Regions from separate parts of the Homo sapiens genome. Here region 2 is linked to region 1. The links are chromatin loops, found by intact Hi-C in ENCODE. Cell type or tissue: Calu3. All regions are shown on one strand.

The links. Peaks named below come from ENCODE experiments on the same cell type or tissue, not always from the same donor. Only the 100,000 strongest peaks of a DNase experiment are listed, where the experiment ranks them.
Region 2: a loop joins it to region 1, with 4 times the contacts of the local background. A loop is called at or near these places in 23 of 110 quality-filtered maps.

What each region holds. Positions count from the first base shown.
Region 1 is chr10:104,921,217-104,929,216 of GRCh38, forward strand. The region is part of intron 3 of SORCS3 (sortilin related VPS10 domain containing receptor 3); the gene reads left to right. Among named protein-coding and RNA genes, the nearest start is that of SORCS3-AS1, 260 kb to the left of the region's middle. In Calu3, no CTCF peak of the experiment used is centred here; a DNase peak (open chromatin) is centred at 4,215.
Region 2 is chr10:104,400,540-104,408,539 of GRCh38, forward strand. CFAP58 (cilia and flagella associated protein 58) reads left to right here. Exons shown (of 18, transcript NM_001008723.2): 13 at 141-364; 14 at 3,190-3,301; 15 at 6,150-6,254. Among named protein-coding and RNA genes, the nearest start is that of CFAP58, 51 kb to the left of the region's middle. In Calu3, no CTCF peak of the experiment used is centred here; no DNase peak of the experiment used is centred here.

The DNA of each region.
Region 1 (8,000 bases):
GTGCCAAGGTCAAGTCTGCTGTGCTTTGTAAAAACAGGCTGAAGGCTTTGTGCCTTAACTAGAGAGGAGCCTGACTCCCATGGGCGAGCTTATTTGAGAATGAATCTTTGAGTGGACAGAGAAATGCAGGCATGTTATTGTCTAATTACTCTGGCTCCAAAGTGACTGCCACCTGCAACTTTGGAGACAGTGCATTGGAAATGGCAGAGAGCACACACTGGTCTAACAGCCAGAGAATGTGACCAAATTACTATAGTTAGAGGTACATGTCTCTCTCTCTCTCTCTCTGTGTGTGTGTGTGTGTGTGTGTGTGTGTGTGTGATGAAAACTATAAGGTCTGACATCAGTATAGGCTAATGAGTTCTTTCTATTGAGCTTCTAATAAGTTCTAGGCACTGGGCTAAGTTCCTTACTACACTTTATTCTAAGTTTTACTATTAATCTCCTGAGCGTGGTAGTTTTATCCTCATTTGACAGACGAAGAAACTGAGGCTCAAGCAGATAGACACTTAATTTTGGAAAATAGCTAATAAGAGGGGGTCCAGGATTCCTGTTCACCTCTATCTGCCCACAGGGTTGGTGCCACTACCACAGGTATAAAGACCAGGTGAGTTGTAATCATCACTCTATTAGTGGTAACCCTGTTGCCTGGGGTTTTCTGTTCATTAGTGTTAGAGGATTAGCAGTTTCTTGGAGGAGGAGGGGAATATTACATCCTGCATTCCTAATTGATTTACCAGTGAGAAGGATAATTACTTTCAGGCTACCCTGCAGAAATATAGTGGGAATTACCAGTGAGATTCTTACAGTGAGCAAGCTGCTTTTGTCAAGCTGTTCGAGAGGCACCGCGTGTGTGGTCGGAGGCTGGTTATGCCAATGTCGCTCTCTGGATACAACACATAACCCTGAACTATCTTTAAAATGCTGGAAAACCTTTAACCAAAACATAGCACAGAATTTTAAAATACCAGACTCCTAAGATAGTTGCAGGGTCAGGGAAAGTAAGTGGCAGGGTAACACATTTTCAGTCCACAAATATTAAAGTCTCTTACACTAAAGTAAGGCCAAAAAGGTGGAAAGGTAATTTTAGGCTGTTGAACAATCTTTTAAAAATGTCTACCTCTGAGCAAAGTATGTTTTGAGGGAGGGAGTTTCCTGCTTTCAGAAATGTGCAATTCACCTGGGCAGACAAGATGCACCGAAGAAAATGACTGCTACATAGACCTAGGTCTCAAATTCGGATGCATGCAGGGGCCAGAAGATAATGGCAAGGAAGATGTGGGCCAGGTAGAGACTTGGAAGCCCCTCTGTAAAGGGCCTTTTGCCATTAGGCTCCAAATGACTGTTGTCATGTGAAAATGAGGGCCCAGCATAGCCAGTTATTGTTAACATCCTTGCTATTATGTTCTGAGTTTTAAAGATATTTTTCTATATAGATTTTAATATGAAACATCCGTGTTTTGAAATATTTAGGAGGTGGAGTTCAGGGTTTGGGGGCTAACAGGCTGTACCAAATCTACTGTTATCCCTGTTTCCAGTTGGCAGCATGTGGCATATTCAAGTGGTAACTAAGTCTACAGGTGAAAAGTTGGTATTTGCAAAGTGGTCTTTAGAGTCACAGGAGAACACTTCGTAGACTCTCTTGCTGGGGACCTGCACTGATACCCTTATATGTGTGAGAGATAAACTAAGTCAAGTGTGGCTTACAAAGATTTCCCTTTGACTCAGAGGAAGCACATGGTTGATCCTTCAGTGCAAAGGGACTTTTTGTGTCATTGTAGGGTAAGACCACTAGAGTAGGGGTAGGGGGCAGATGTCTGCTTTCTGCTTCTGGTTTTGCCCCTGAGCAACTCAGTGTCTTTATATAGGCCACTTCCCTCCCAGGGCTTTCATTTCTCTATTTGTATAATGGCAAGTTTATGTTCTATGCTTTTCGAAGCCCCTTCCAGCTCAGGTCGTCTGGATGGCCACCATTTAGACAGTGTTTTTCAGAGGGCTTTGCAGTACCATGTGATGATCCACATTTAATTTCTGTGGCTCATTGGATAGCCAGTTGGGAAGTCCTTAGGAAGTGTAATCCTCATAGCTCTTAGTTATATGACTACATGTTGGCTGGCCAAGCCCTTAGGAAGTGTAATCCTCATAGCTCTTAGTTATATGACTACATGTTGGCTGGCCAAGCCCTGTTACCTGGGCTATCTTTTCTGAAGTTACAGTTCCTTGGTCAAAAGGTGGGTCCCTGAAACACACTGGCTCTGCTGGTAGAAGTCAGAGCAGCAGCACTACTTGCTGGCACAATTAAGGGGTTCTATCAGCATGAGCCAATGCAACTTCATAGGAGCATCACACGCATTACCCAGGGACGCTTAGCCCTCCTCCTGCAGGCAAGGGAGTTAGAGATGCTGCCTGTTCTGGTAACCCAGAATAGAGGACACCAAGTGTTGCAATAGGGAGTGGGAGCTTAGCTCTGCTGTACCACACTCCCTCCTTCATGGCCATTGACTTAATGACACATCAACCAGACATCTCTCCTCTGTGAGCCTTTCTTTTTCTCTTCGTAACATGTGCATAATAACCTGTCTGTTAAGGAGCAAAGAAGTCTCTGTTAGTGCTAGTATCTGTTTCTATTCATAAAGGCAACAAGTGTCTATGATAATAATGACAATGATAGTAAAAATAATAATACAAGAAGGAGCTAGAGTTTTTTGAGAGTTTGCTATGTGCTGAAAATTATCCTAAATGCTTCCAATGAATTAACTCATTTAATACTTCAACAGAAACTCTATGATGTTGGCACGATCATCATGCAATTTGCAGATGATGGATATTTGGTACTGAGATGTTAGCCATTTGCTCAGATTTGTTGCTGATGGTCATGTGCCTTGGTCTAATATGCTCATTTAACTCGTTTCCATTCATATTTAATTCTTAGACTCACTGCATATTGGAGCTTAAAGGGCTCTCGGAGACTGTGCAGACCCTCATTGAACAGAAGAGGCCACTCAGGGACTTGTCTGAGGTCATAGAGTCACTTGCCTCAGAGCTGGGGCGGGAGCAGTTTACAGACTCCTAGTCTAGTATTCTCTGCCAAGCCCATAAGGCTGGTGACAGCTGGAGAATTCTGATCTGATAGAGAACCTTGACTGAGAATAAGGTGAGCACAAATATGAAGTGGTAGGAAAATAGCATTCCACGTCGGTCCTGCTGAATGTCAGTTGTGTCTCTACGGCTTACAGAGATATCCACAGCCTCTCAGTACTCCACTCTCAAAGCCCAAAGGGTATTGCAGCTGGAATCTCATTTCAAATGAACCTGGGTGGGAAACCAAGGACTTGCATTCAAAACTGCCCAGAATGGTTGAGCAGCATGACAAAGGCCAAATGGCTTGATAAAGGAGCAAGAGGCTGGGTCCCTGGGAGGTGGGCTATCTGGGAAAAGAATCAGGATTTCTGTTTTAAGCCTTTCTGTTAACTACCTGTATGGCACTGAGAAGTCATTTAAATTCTCTGATCCTCACCTTCTCAATTTGTAAAATGGGGATAAAAGATCACTTACCTGTCCCCTTCTTTCAGAAGCATAACTAGCATGTTAGATATATTGTATGGGAGGGTTGTTAGCATTTTTTTATGAATTGTTCTTAATACTGTCCACTAGCTCCCATGCCTGGCCAGCAAAATGCTTTAATTTTTTTAAAAAAATTTACTTTAAGTTCTGGGATACATGTGCAGAACGTGCAGGTTTGTTACATAGGTATACATGTGCCATGGTGATTTGCTGTACCTATCAACCCGTCATCTAGGTTTTAAGCCCTGGCTGCATTAGATATTCTTCCTAATGCTCTCCCTCCCCTTTCCCCTGACAGGCCCCAGTGTGTGATGTTCCCCTCCCTGTGTTCATGTGTTCTCATTATTTAACTCCCACTATGAGTGAGAACATGCGATGTTTGATTTTCTGTTCCTGTGTTAGTTTGCTGAGAATGATGGTTTCCAGCTTCATCCATGTCCTTGCAAAGAAAATGAACTCAAAATGCTTTAATTTTTAACTGTAGAACACATGACTCGGTTGTCTTTTTCTCTTTTTTAAGAAAAGTAAATGCCGAATTAGGGGAATTAACATAGGCATGTTGCCTTATGTTAGAATGACCAGGTTAAACCACTTAATTTTTTTGTCCAAGGCAAACATGATATAAGGAATATGCACTACCAGAATAACTCCCCCTGGTGGCAGAAACCATGCTCCAAGCCCATCTGAGGCGCTGACTGCTTTTTGCCCCTTTTCAATGGGCATTGCCCTGATAGTGTGAATCCCATCAATTCAGCAGATGAGTGGGGAAATGAATATTTTCCCCCAAACCTTTAGGAAAAAGCAGGTTTTTGTTTGTTTGAGGCTTTTGGGTTTCTTTTTCCTCTTTTGTTTTTCATTTTTAAATCTTGAATGTTATTATTGAAGGCTGCAGGTATGGCAGACAATGAGCAGGTGAAGAACCAATGGTAAAGTGTCCCAAAACTGACATGTTAGCTAACAGGCTTCTGAATGAATTGCTGTGGTCCACAGAGGAGGCTGGAGAAGGTAGCAAGGAGATGCTGTATCAGTTACTACAGCCTTAAAACAAAGTTGGTGTCTCTTTGGACTTTCAAATTGCTCCTATGCAGCTTATTTTATTTTTGTTTAATCAAATAAGAGAGCCTTTCCATGGCAAAAAATAAAGAACATATCTAGGAAAAATGAGAGTTGTAATTTTGTTTGAAAGAAATGAGCTACAGAAACAGAAAGATTGTTACTACTGGGATGGAGCTGGCATCAAGATTGCAGACTGGAAGCCAGGGTCCGGCTGCCTGGCTGTGCCTTTAGTGCTGACCGCAGTGGCTGCTGGGCCTCCCCTCCTGAGCTGTGAGCTGCCTGCTTTCAGGCTTCCTTGGAGAGGATGCAGCTCCCAGAGGCTTGGATTTTTAAAGAGCCTCATGTCCTGCCTTATCCAGGAGGCATGCTGCCACTTTCTCTTTCCCCATCTTCTTCCTTGTCTCTTAAAACCAGACTTGCTGACTGCCTGAGAAAGACTGATTGTTCTGCTCATGGAGAGAAATGGTCCCACTTTTGTTAATTCACAGCCATCTCATTTTTTCCTGCTTCATAAATTAACATAGTTACCAAGCGGCTAGAGCAGTGTTTTGGAGATGGGTTTAGGGGAAAATGTATGAAAGGAAGAAGTAAAAAAAAAGGAAAAGAACAAAACATGAACCAAACCTCCCTCATTTACTGATTCCACGTCCAAATGTTTTTCTTCTTGGTGTATCCAGAAAAAGAACCAGAAAAGACTCCTTGCACCCCAAAAGGGAAAGTATCAGATCCCATTAGGGCTAAGAAAGCAGAAAGGAGAATCAATGAGGGGGCAGACACCGGTCTAGGAGTTTCCATCTGCCTTCGCAAGTGTGACCCAGCAATGGAATGGCTGCGAATGTGCTTCCATTCAAACTCATCACTTAAAGGAAAAAGAATCTAGAGTAATTCTTGGAAATTCAGTCTTAAGTCACAAATGTCTCTTTCTCAGCAAATATAGGTATATGGTTCTTTGTATAAATTACTGCAGTGTGCTCTGGCCAAGAATTTATTTAAAGGCTCATTAAAATGATTACTAGTTTTTTCTTTTGCATTTTATTTGAAAATGGGAAGAATATAAACCTATCCTGGCTCTTCTCCAAAGTGCCCTTTAGGGTTTGCATCGAGTATATCGTAATTTTTTTAAAAATAAAGATAATAATGATTTGCATTAAGATTATCCAGACATTTTAGAGGAATAATAAAAATTAGTCACTTAGTGTACTTTTTAGGTGCTTATGTTTGCTCAATATCTTTTAAAATTTTTATTTCTATTGTTGAAGTTTTTATGTGTCTGTATGTGTGTATATGTGCATCTAGGTGTGTATAAAACATTTTTCACAAAGTATTATGAAAACTTGAGAGTTAAGAAATATGAAAAAATGTCTGTTTCTCTTCCGTGTGAACTCTGATTTGGGCTGAACCAAGGATTTAGGGAAGCTTGTATTCCTGGATGGCCACATACAATGCTGGTTCCATTTCACTGCCTGGCTCATTTAGCCATCATAGTTGCTCAATAAAGCCTCTGAGAAGGGATTCCATTTGAGGTTAAATGGCAGCCAAGGACACACAGTAATTGTTTAGGCAGAGCCAGTGATAGGAGCAGGAAAATCAAGGGTGCAACCCAGATGAGAGGTCATTGATCTGTATCTTGAGAGAGTCAGGCTGGATAAGAGAAAATAACAACACAGTGAACATTGATGGGGGCTTCTAAGCCAGGCCTGAAGGACCAGTGGAGATCATGGGAGTTTTACACTTTGAAAGCCTTTAAAAAGAAGACAGCAAGCTGAGCACGGTGGCTCACACCTGTAATCCCAGCACTTTGGGAGGCCGAGGCAGGTGGATCACCTGAGGTCAGGAGTTCAAGACTAGCCTGGCCAACATGGTGAAACCAAGTCTCTACTAAAAGTACAAAATTAGCCAGGCGTGGTGGCGGGTGTCTGTAATCCTAGCTACTCGGGAGGCTGAGGCAGGAGAATCGCTTGAACCCGGGAGGTGGAGGTTGTGGTGAGCCGAGATCGTACCATTGCACTCCAGCCTGGGCAACAGAGCAAGACTCCGTCTGAAAAAAAAAAAAGAAGACAGTGTGTATCCAAGTCTAGAAGAGTGAATGCAGCACCAAGCTTGAAGAAGGATGTCATGCTGTGGCATAATCAAAGCTGGTAAAAGGTAGAGGCAAAAATCAGGCAGAATTTGGAAGAAATTTTGGGATTTGGAAAAGGAGGGAAAGGAAAGGGCAATCTGATAAGGTAATGAGAGTATAGAGGTTTTAAGTATGTGGGTTTTAGCAGTTTCAAGTTGGGAGAGAGAATAGGGTACGACTAGATATTATAGACTCCCAAAAGCCCAGGGATGGAGTTAGGACTCAGGGCAGAAGGACCTGGGGAGCCATAGCAGGCTTCTGAGCAGGGGCTTGAAAGCATGAGACCTGTGTCTCAGGAAGGCTGGCGACCAGCCTCTCAGACTGATGAGATGCCTGTGTTAAGCATCCCACTCTGTCCTCTCTTCTCACATGCACTGCCCTCACTAGACCTTCTGGGTGTGTTTTCTGAACATCACAAGCAAGAGCAATTTTAGCAAAGTGCTTGGGAAGGCAGGATGATGTGTTCTTCCTCATGTTCCAATGCACAGCCATATAGCAAATGGATCTCACTGCCCCTGAGGTAGAGATATCTGTAACAAATACAATCACCACCACTGGTGAAAGAAATGACTCGATTTTTTTTTCTTCAACCAAGCAGAGAGATTGCTACTGGCATGCATGCCTCCTCGCCCCCAGTTCGTGCCCCCATTACCAGCCCAAGGTCAGAATGACAGACCTCAGCACTTGGTACACACTCTGCTGGTGAGCGTGTCTGGGCAATGAGGGCCAAGTGTCCTGGGATCCTCGGGTCTGCCAGATGGCTCAGGGGTGGGTTTGAAGCCAGCAAGTCTCTGTCCCCACATGTTGGGGTCTGAGCTGGCAGGGAAGTCTGAGACATTGGCCTCAGTGACAAATGAAGGCCTTGGTCAGTGCTGCAGCCCTATGTCGAGGGCCTCCTGAGAGCAGATGCAGACAGTCAGCCCTGTCATCCCACAGCATGAATCTAACTCTGAGAAATGGCTTGGGCTGTCTTATGATGACCAAACAGAGGAAACAAATGAATCAGAGAGGACAGAAGTGTGAGAAATGCATGTGATTATCTCCTTGGCAGGGCAGCCAGAGGTAGGAAAAGTAGTGGTCAGTTTAGAGCTCCTTAATTATTCCTGGTTTCCCCCAGGGCCCAATGAGGTAGTGTGATGTGCAGGAAAGAGCGTGCAGCTCATGCTTCAGTTGCTGTGTGACCTTGAACATATTACTTGACTTCTCTAAGCCTTAGTTGTTTAATCTGTCAATGGGGCTCACAATAGTATTTTATAAAACA
Region 2 (8,000 bases), 520 kb before region 1:
AGCTCTTTCCAGTGCCCAGCCCATGTGGTGCCCAGTACATGTGGGCGTTCAATAGATACTCATTGAATGAATGGTGCTGTCACAGTGAAAAGCTAAGGCTCCTCCTTCCCTGGTGACTATGCCCCTCCCTACCTTCCTAGGTCATCAGTGAGAGAGATATCCTGGGGTCTCAGCTTGTTCGGCGCAATGATGAGTTAGCTTTGCTCTATGAGAAGATCAAGATCCAACAGTCTGTGCTGAATAAAGGGGAGAGCCAGTACAACCAGAGGTTGGAGGACATGAGAATCCTCAGACTTGAGATCAAGAAGCTTCGCCGGGAAAAGGGGATTCTTGCCAGGAGTATGGCTAATGTTGAAGAACTCAGGTAATAGATTATAGAACTCAGGGCTGAAGGCACAGTGCAACGTGGGGAGCTCCTAAAATCACTTCGTAGTCATGCTTGTTGCTCATTGAAGGTCTTTATCGAGTTGTACAAAATGAAGTTTACAGGATGAAATTATTAACAAATAATAAGAGCAGCTTTTCCATAACATCTCCATTGTGCCCATGCTGTGTCACAATAATGAACCAGCTTCCTTTCGGGGGGGTAAGGGCGAGTGCAAAAAGGTTTTTAAAAAACCGCATTCTGCATTTTACAAAAGAATTTTCAAGGAAATTAGTTACAATTCAGAAATTTTTTCCCCCAATGAGCTTTCTTGAATTTCTTTAATAAGTCAGTATGCAAGAGAGGGAGCATCAATATTGAAATTTAATCTGGTAACATTTGCACATCTTTTTCTTGGAATTATATACAGGAAGAAAAGAGGTGGAAAATATAATTTTACCACTACTTGAAAACTTCGTTTCCTTAGAAGGCGGCCAAATTTTGTATCTCACTTTTGATTTATCTTCTGCAGCTTTCACTTTAGCTTAGTGCGCCTTCTTCTTTCTTTAAATCTTGCATTACACAAGATCTACTTTCCCTTTGGGAAAACGTCACCATGTTTTATATAGGCAATTGCAGGAAACCAAATAAGAGTTCTGGTATTTTCTCAGTAGCTATCCTTATTCCCCACAGACTTGTAGATGAACAGTATCCTTGACCATCTTGGAATAAGGACATGGTTTGGATCTGCTTCTCAAATCAATTGGGTTAGAAGATAGTTTGGATATTTAAATGCAATGAATATATGCAGGAATAGCGAGGTTGCCACTATCAAGGATAAATCAATACTTTTTCTTTTTTTTTTTCTTTTGGAGTTGCTTGTATTTCAGATGACGAAAGCAGTACAAATTCATTGTAGAAAATGTGAGAAATGCAGAAAAAATATAAAGAAGGGATTAGAAAATCACTCATAACTTTACTACCCAGAGATACCACCACTGACATTTTGGAGACAAATGGATTCATTCTAAGTAGCTATCGAATAGTCTCCAAACCATCACTAAACTTGTCAGCCATGAGTTATTTTTATTACATACACAAAGGACCACATTTTATCCATTCCCATTCAGTATTGCTAGTTTGTTGTTAATATATTTTATTTTTCTTTTCAATGGGAAGACAACTTAATAAATGTTGGAGGTAAGCTAGTATGAATTCCAATCTGTCTGGCTACCTACAAGCTGTGTGACCTTGGGCAAGTCACTGACCTTCCCTGAGCTTTGGACTTGGTGTCACAATTAAACAGGAAAACAAATCAATGTGCCTAGTATAGAGTCTAGTACAAAGCAGGCCGTCAAATACGGTAGCTAATATTTCTGCCCTCCCCTTCTGATGACATTCTAGAAAATTGAAGTGTTAAAAATATGCTTTTAATTCTAAGCAGCTTGCTCTGAGCGCCCTGTTGAGTGAACATCATGCAGTTAATTCTAATGGTTTGTCTTGCTAATGAGGGGAAGTTGTATTATTGGTTTAAATGAATCGATTAAGTAAAAGAGATGGCTTAGTATTAGTAATCTGCACCCCTGCAGCAGGCGAGGACAGGTAATAATATCCTTATTGCCCATGTCAATGCAAGTGCTTGCTTCTTCTCTGCCTCCCAATGTCTCATTCGATAGGGCGACAGCCAGCTCGCAACACTGAGGATGGCTGTCACATATTACCTATCAACTACAGATTTCTGAAGATTTTAGCGGTGTGTTTCAGCCAGAGCTAGTTATTCAGGACTTTTTTAGCCATCTGTGTGGTTGTGGAACTCAGGATAAAATCTCATTACAACTTCTAACTTGGATTTCTCAATCCGGACTGCATGTGAGAATTGCCAAGACCTCTGAAGCCGGGGACCCATGCTAGACTATTAAACAGAATCCCTGTAAGGATTGGGTCCAGGAGAAGAGGTATTTTTCAAAGCTCCCCAGGGGATTTCAATGTGTAGTGAGGGTAGAGACGTATGCCCTAACTAGTGTTAGGTTATCACCTGAGCCTCAATATATTGCTGTCAGGTGCTGAGTTTGTGGACTGTAGCCTGTTCACTTATTACCACTATAGAGACATTCAGAAACATTAAACAGTATATTGAAACTGTCATAATTCACTGCTGAAATGGTCTGACTCTGTGTCCCCACCCACATCTCACCTTGAATTGTAATAATCCCCACGTGTCATGGGTGGGGTCCAGGTGGAGATAATTGAACCATAGGGGTAGTTTCCCCCATGCTGTTCTCATTGTAGTGATGTAGTGAATAAGTCTCACGAGATCTGATGGTTTTTATAACTGGGAGTTCCCCTAGAGAAGCTCTCTTGCCTGCCACGATGTAAGATGTTCCTTTGCTCTCCCTTTGTCTTCCTCCATGATTGTGAGGCCTCTCCAGCCATGTGGAACTGTGAGTCCATTAAACCTCTTTCCTTTATAAATTACCCAGTCTTGGGTATGTCTTTATTAGCAGTGTGAGAAAAGACTAATACAATCCCCCTGCCCTTTGTTCTTTTCGTATACTTATAAATTTATTGAGTATCCAGAACCATGACTCTGACTCTGAAGCCCTGGCACTTTTTTTTTTTTTTTTTTGAAAGCTAAGCCAATTCTTGAGCTCTGCAAGAATTAATATCATCTTGCCCAGAATTAGGAGGCTGGTCCCTGTGTTCACAATATTCTCCCTAACTCCAACTTTTTATATAAGACATAGTGTGTATGCAACTAATTAAAGATAGATAGGATATTCAAACGGGTGGATAATTCTTTGCAAAATCAAGTTTGTCTTATTCAGACAGGAGTTTTTTCACATGCAAAGAGAATTGTTGAAGGAGAGGACACGCTGCCGAGCCCTGGAGGAGGAGCTGGAGAATCCCCTGAATGTGCACAGATGGAGGAAGCTCGAGGTAACATCTGGCAGCGTGTTCTCCCCATCCCCAAATCTCTCCTCCTATCCCACGCGAAGCTTCTAACCTAAAGCACAATGAGAAGCGAGGTTTTATTTAATGCTATGCAAATTGTCACCTAAAATGTAAGGCTGTATCTGATGTAAATTGAGTTTTCTCAGAACCAGATGGTTCATTTGGGTTTTGTTTTAAAAGTCTTGCACAAAATTCTTTCTACCTAAAGAAAGCCCAGTGAAAGCTGTGAACCTGCCTCACCAATTGACATTTATTTTTCTGGCTTGGGTAGGTTTTGGTTAACCAGTTATCCTAAGGCTGCCTGTTAGTCTTGGATGTTCGTGGCCTTTAATGATATTGGTCACCAGCATCTCCACCATCTTTCAATTGATCTTTGCATCCTTTTATTACTTACAGAAAATACGGTTTTGTGAACTGCCCTCTTTTTGAAAGCATTGCGTTAGCCAAGCCCTTTCTCTTAGAATCTGGGGACACAGCTAAAGTCCCATTGGTAGGGGATGGATAATCAACTTCATATTTAATTTAATTCTATGACTTTCTGATAGTCATTACCACCAGCACTGAAAATGACAGTTAAAGACAAACTCTTGCTTATTCAAGAAAAAGCCATCTCTTTAGTTGTAACTAGCAATGTGGATGCTAAAAGGGCCTTCGACTAAATGAATGATCAGGGTATTGGGAGATGTAAGTATGTCATATAAGATAAAGCAGGGCAGGTATAAGAAAGAAAATCAGCCAGGGAGATTTTTGTTTTTGTTTTTCTTTTTTTTTTGAGATGGAGTCTCGCTCTGTCACCCAGGCTGGAGTGCAGTGGCGTGATCTCGGCTCACTGCAAGCTCTGCCTCCCGGGTTCACGCCATTCTCCTGCCTCAGCCTCCCAAGTAGCTGGGACTACAGGCGTCCACCACCATGCCCGGCTAATTTTTTGTATTTTTAGCAGAGACACGGTTTCACCGTGGTCTCAATCTCCTGACCTCGTGATCCGCCCACCTCAGCCTCCCAAAGTGCTGGGATTACAGGCGTGAGCCACCACGCCCAGGCTTTGTTTTTCATTTTAATTTTTTTTCTTTAAGAATGGAAAAGACAATATGTATTTTACATAGGGACCTGTAAGAGAGGAAAAAACAAAAATTCCTTTATTTTTGTTTTTACTTTTTATTTTTTCCTTATAAGAAAGAAAATCAGCCAGGTAGATTCTTGTTTTCCATTTTTATTTTTTCCTTTTAATGAAGAAAGCATTAAGGATAATGCATTATAAATTGTTATGTAAACATGAGGCCTGAATTTTAACAGCGTCCAACCCTGCCGGGTGAATGTGTGCCAAATCTAGTCCCAATAGATGGATATCAGTTGGCACTGCTTAGTATTTCTTAAGCAAAGTCAGAGTCAATAGCATCTCTCTTTTTCTTTTCTCTTTTGGACCCTCATTCCTTCCTCTTCAAATGCCAAGAGTGGTGTAGTTTACTAACCCAATAGTAATATGGATATGTCTGCAGAAGTGGAGATGAAGATTTTAAATTCATTTACTGTCACATTAGTTTATTCCATGTGTTTTCATGCAGATCTTTAAAGTTTCCAATTCCACATCAATTTCTGTTAGAAAAATTAGAAAATAGAGACTCTGGGAGGCAGTTGAAAATATTTAGCTGTTAGATTAATTCAAAATGTCAGTACAGTTGAAAGTGAAGCCTTGGCTGAAAGTGTAGAGGACACATTACCAATTTATAACTGTATATCTTGTTTGAATTGTACACAACTAGTGAAGGAACATCAAAGCTTTGTGGATTGATAATTCCATTTCAGAGCTAAATGCCATGGTAGTGTTCTGCTGCCAATAATTAGCAGAAGTCCACATCCTGGAAGCGGTCCCCATCATAGACTGCAGTGAATCTTCCTGTTGACAATTACCAAAGGAGAATCCTAAGGCTGAGTGAATTAGGGAGCCCTGCTTCATTCCATTCAAGAATTCTAGGGGCTGGGCACAGTGGCTCACACCTGTAATCCCAGCACTTTGGGAGGCCAAGGTGGGAGGATTGCCTGAGCCCAGGAGTAAACCTGGGCAGTCTAGTGAGACCCTGTCTTCACAAAAAAATTAACCAGGTGTGGTGGCATGTGCCTGTGGTCCCAGCTGCTTGGAGACTGAGGCAGGAGGATTGCTCGATCCCCCAGAGTTCAAGGCTGCAGTGAGCCATGATCGCACCACTGCACTCCAGCCTGGGCAACAGAGTGAGACCCTGTCTCAAACAACAACAACAAAAAGAATTCTGGAAAATTAAGTAAACAGAGGAGATGGTAGGGTAAGCCTCAGAGCATAGGAATTGAGAACTATGCCTTTGGAGCTTGGCATATTTGGGCGTGATTCCGGCTCTGAGCCTTGCCAGTCTGGGTAAATGACTTAGTTTCTCTCAGCCTCAGTTGTCCTATCAGTATAAAAGGAGAAGACATACTGTCTCCTAGGGCTGTCCTGCAGCTAAAGTATAATGTTGTATAAAAAGCACTTAGCATAGTATCTGGATGGTGGCAAAGAATCATATATCAAGCATAGTAGCTACCATTATTGTTATTACCACTGGTGGAATAAACATATTTACTTTGTATTCATAGAATAACTAATGCCATAGAAAAAACACTAGGAAAACTGCAGTCTGCCTTTTTGGGGACAGGAATTTATGATTTTCTCATCTATTATACTTTATTTTTGGTTCTAATTCTCTCTGTATTAGGTCTGCAGGTTTGCAACAGATTTTAATAAGACAATGTGCATTTTACATAGAGGCCTCAGTGCTTTGAAGCTGATGATATCTCAGCTGCTATTGTTGTTCCCCTTGGACAGGCCAGCGACCCCAATGCATATGAGCTGATACAGAAAATTCACACCCTGCAGAAGCGTCTCATCAGCAAGACTGAAGAGGTGGTTGAAAAAGAGCTGCTCCTCCAGGTAGCATTTTTGTTTTCTGTACTCATTGTACAAGTCCTTAGCACCACCATCTCCAGGACTACGTTCTTAGAATTAGTTATTTGGCAGCATTGCATGTCCTGTATTTAACTGTAGATGGCAACAGTGACTTACACATAAAGAACAAGCACAGCCTGATTAATTGGTCTTTTACGTTGCGATCACTGATATTTCAAGAATTCTGGAAAATTAAGTTCAAGGCTAGACTTACTGCAATGGGTAATGTGAGCAACCCCCATCCCACTTCTCTACAGTTTTATTTATCAGATTCTTTTAAACATTTTTCTTCATATCTTCATATAATGCAAAATGCTGTGATTTTGATTTTGAAAATAAGCTTTCTCATAGAGCACAAATGATCTGTTCACATGAAGATTTATGTGAGTGAAATGGAAGAAGAGATTTCTTTTTGAGGATTTTATGCAGTAAATTGTTCTGTAGCAATTAGGCCTATATCTTTGCAAGGGCCAGCTGTCATCATCATCACCATCTTCCTCACTGCCATCATCATCATCATCATCATCACTTACTGCATGCCAGATATGCTGGTGGCTTTACCTACTTGGTCCCATTTCCTCTTTGCAGTTCAGGAAGCAGGTGTGGTCATCCCCAGCTGATGACCGAGGAAGTCAGCGCCCACGAGTTTAGTGTGGATGAGAATGTCAGCTCTTGAAGTTAGATGGCTTGGTTTGGAATACTGCCAGTTGCTATGTCAGTTTAACTTCATTGCACCTGATGTTCTTAGTCTGTATTATGGGACAATAACAGAACCTGTGAAAATGGATATTGTGAGGATGGAAAGGGTTTAGTATTATCCATGGTAACATGGTGTCTAATAAATATTAGCAATTATTCATGTTACTTTGGATTCCAAAACCCATAATTAATTAATTAATTAATTTTTTGAGACAGTCTTGCTCTGTTGCCCAGGCTGGAGTGCAGTGGCGCCATCTCGGTTCACTGCAGCCTCTGCCTCCCAGGTTCAAGTGATTCTCCTGCCTCAGCCTCCCAAGTAGCTGGGGTTACAGGTGTGTGCCACCATGCCTGGCTAATTTTTGTATTTTTAGTAGAGATGGGGTTTCACCATGTTGGCCAGGTTGGTCTCAAACTCCTGACCCCAAGTATCTGCCTGCCTTGGCCTCCCAAAGTGCTGGGATTACAGGCGTGAGCCACTGTGCCCAGCCCCAAAGCCCATAATTTTAATCACTAGGTTAATATTAGTAGGAGTAGGAACTTCTATATATGAGTAAGGGACATTTGCTCCTTCTGTTTTACAGTCTACCTTAAGAAAGATATTTACCCTAAAGTTGGGTATACAGTAAATAGCCTTCCAGAATATCATGACACTGAATGGCCAACAGGGATTTTCCTCTTCTCTTGTAGATTACTGTGTGGTTGAGGGAGTAGACTTTGGAGTCCAGAAAGATCTGGTCTTAAATCAGTTTCAATCCTTGATCATTTCGTGACTTTAAGAGAATTACATACATTGTACAAATCTCAGTTTTCCCATCTGTAAAATGGGGATAATAATACGTGTTTTTTATAATGGGAGGAGGATACTCTAATCAGAGTACATAGTTTGGATGTCTTGTAAGGATAACCAATTAGTACGTGGCACTGGGCTTTGACAGTCCAGAGTTTGCTGTTCCACTGATGCTGGCCACAAGTCATTTCCCAAGTCTGTGCAGCTGGTTAAGTGCTAGGGTGGGACTTGGTCCCGGCAGTCAC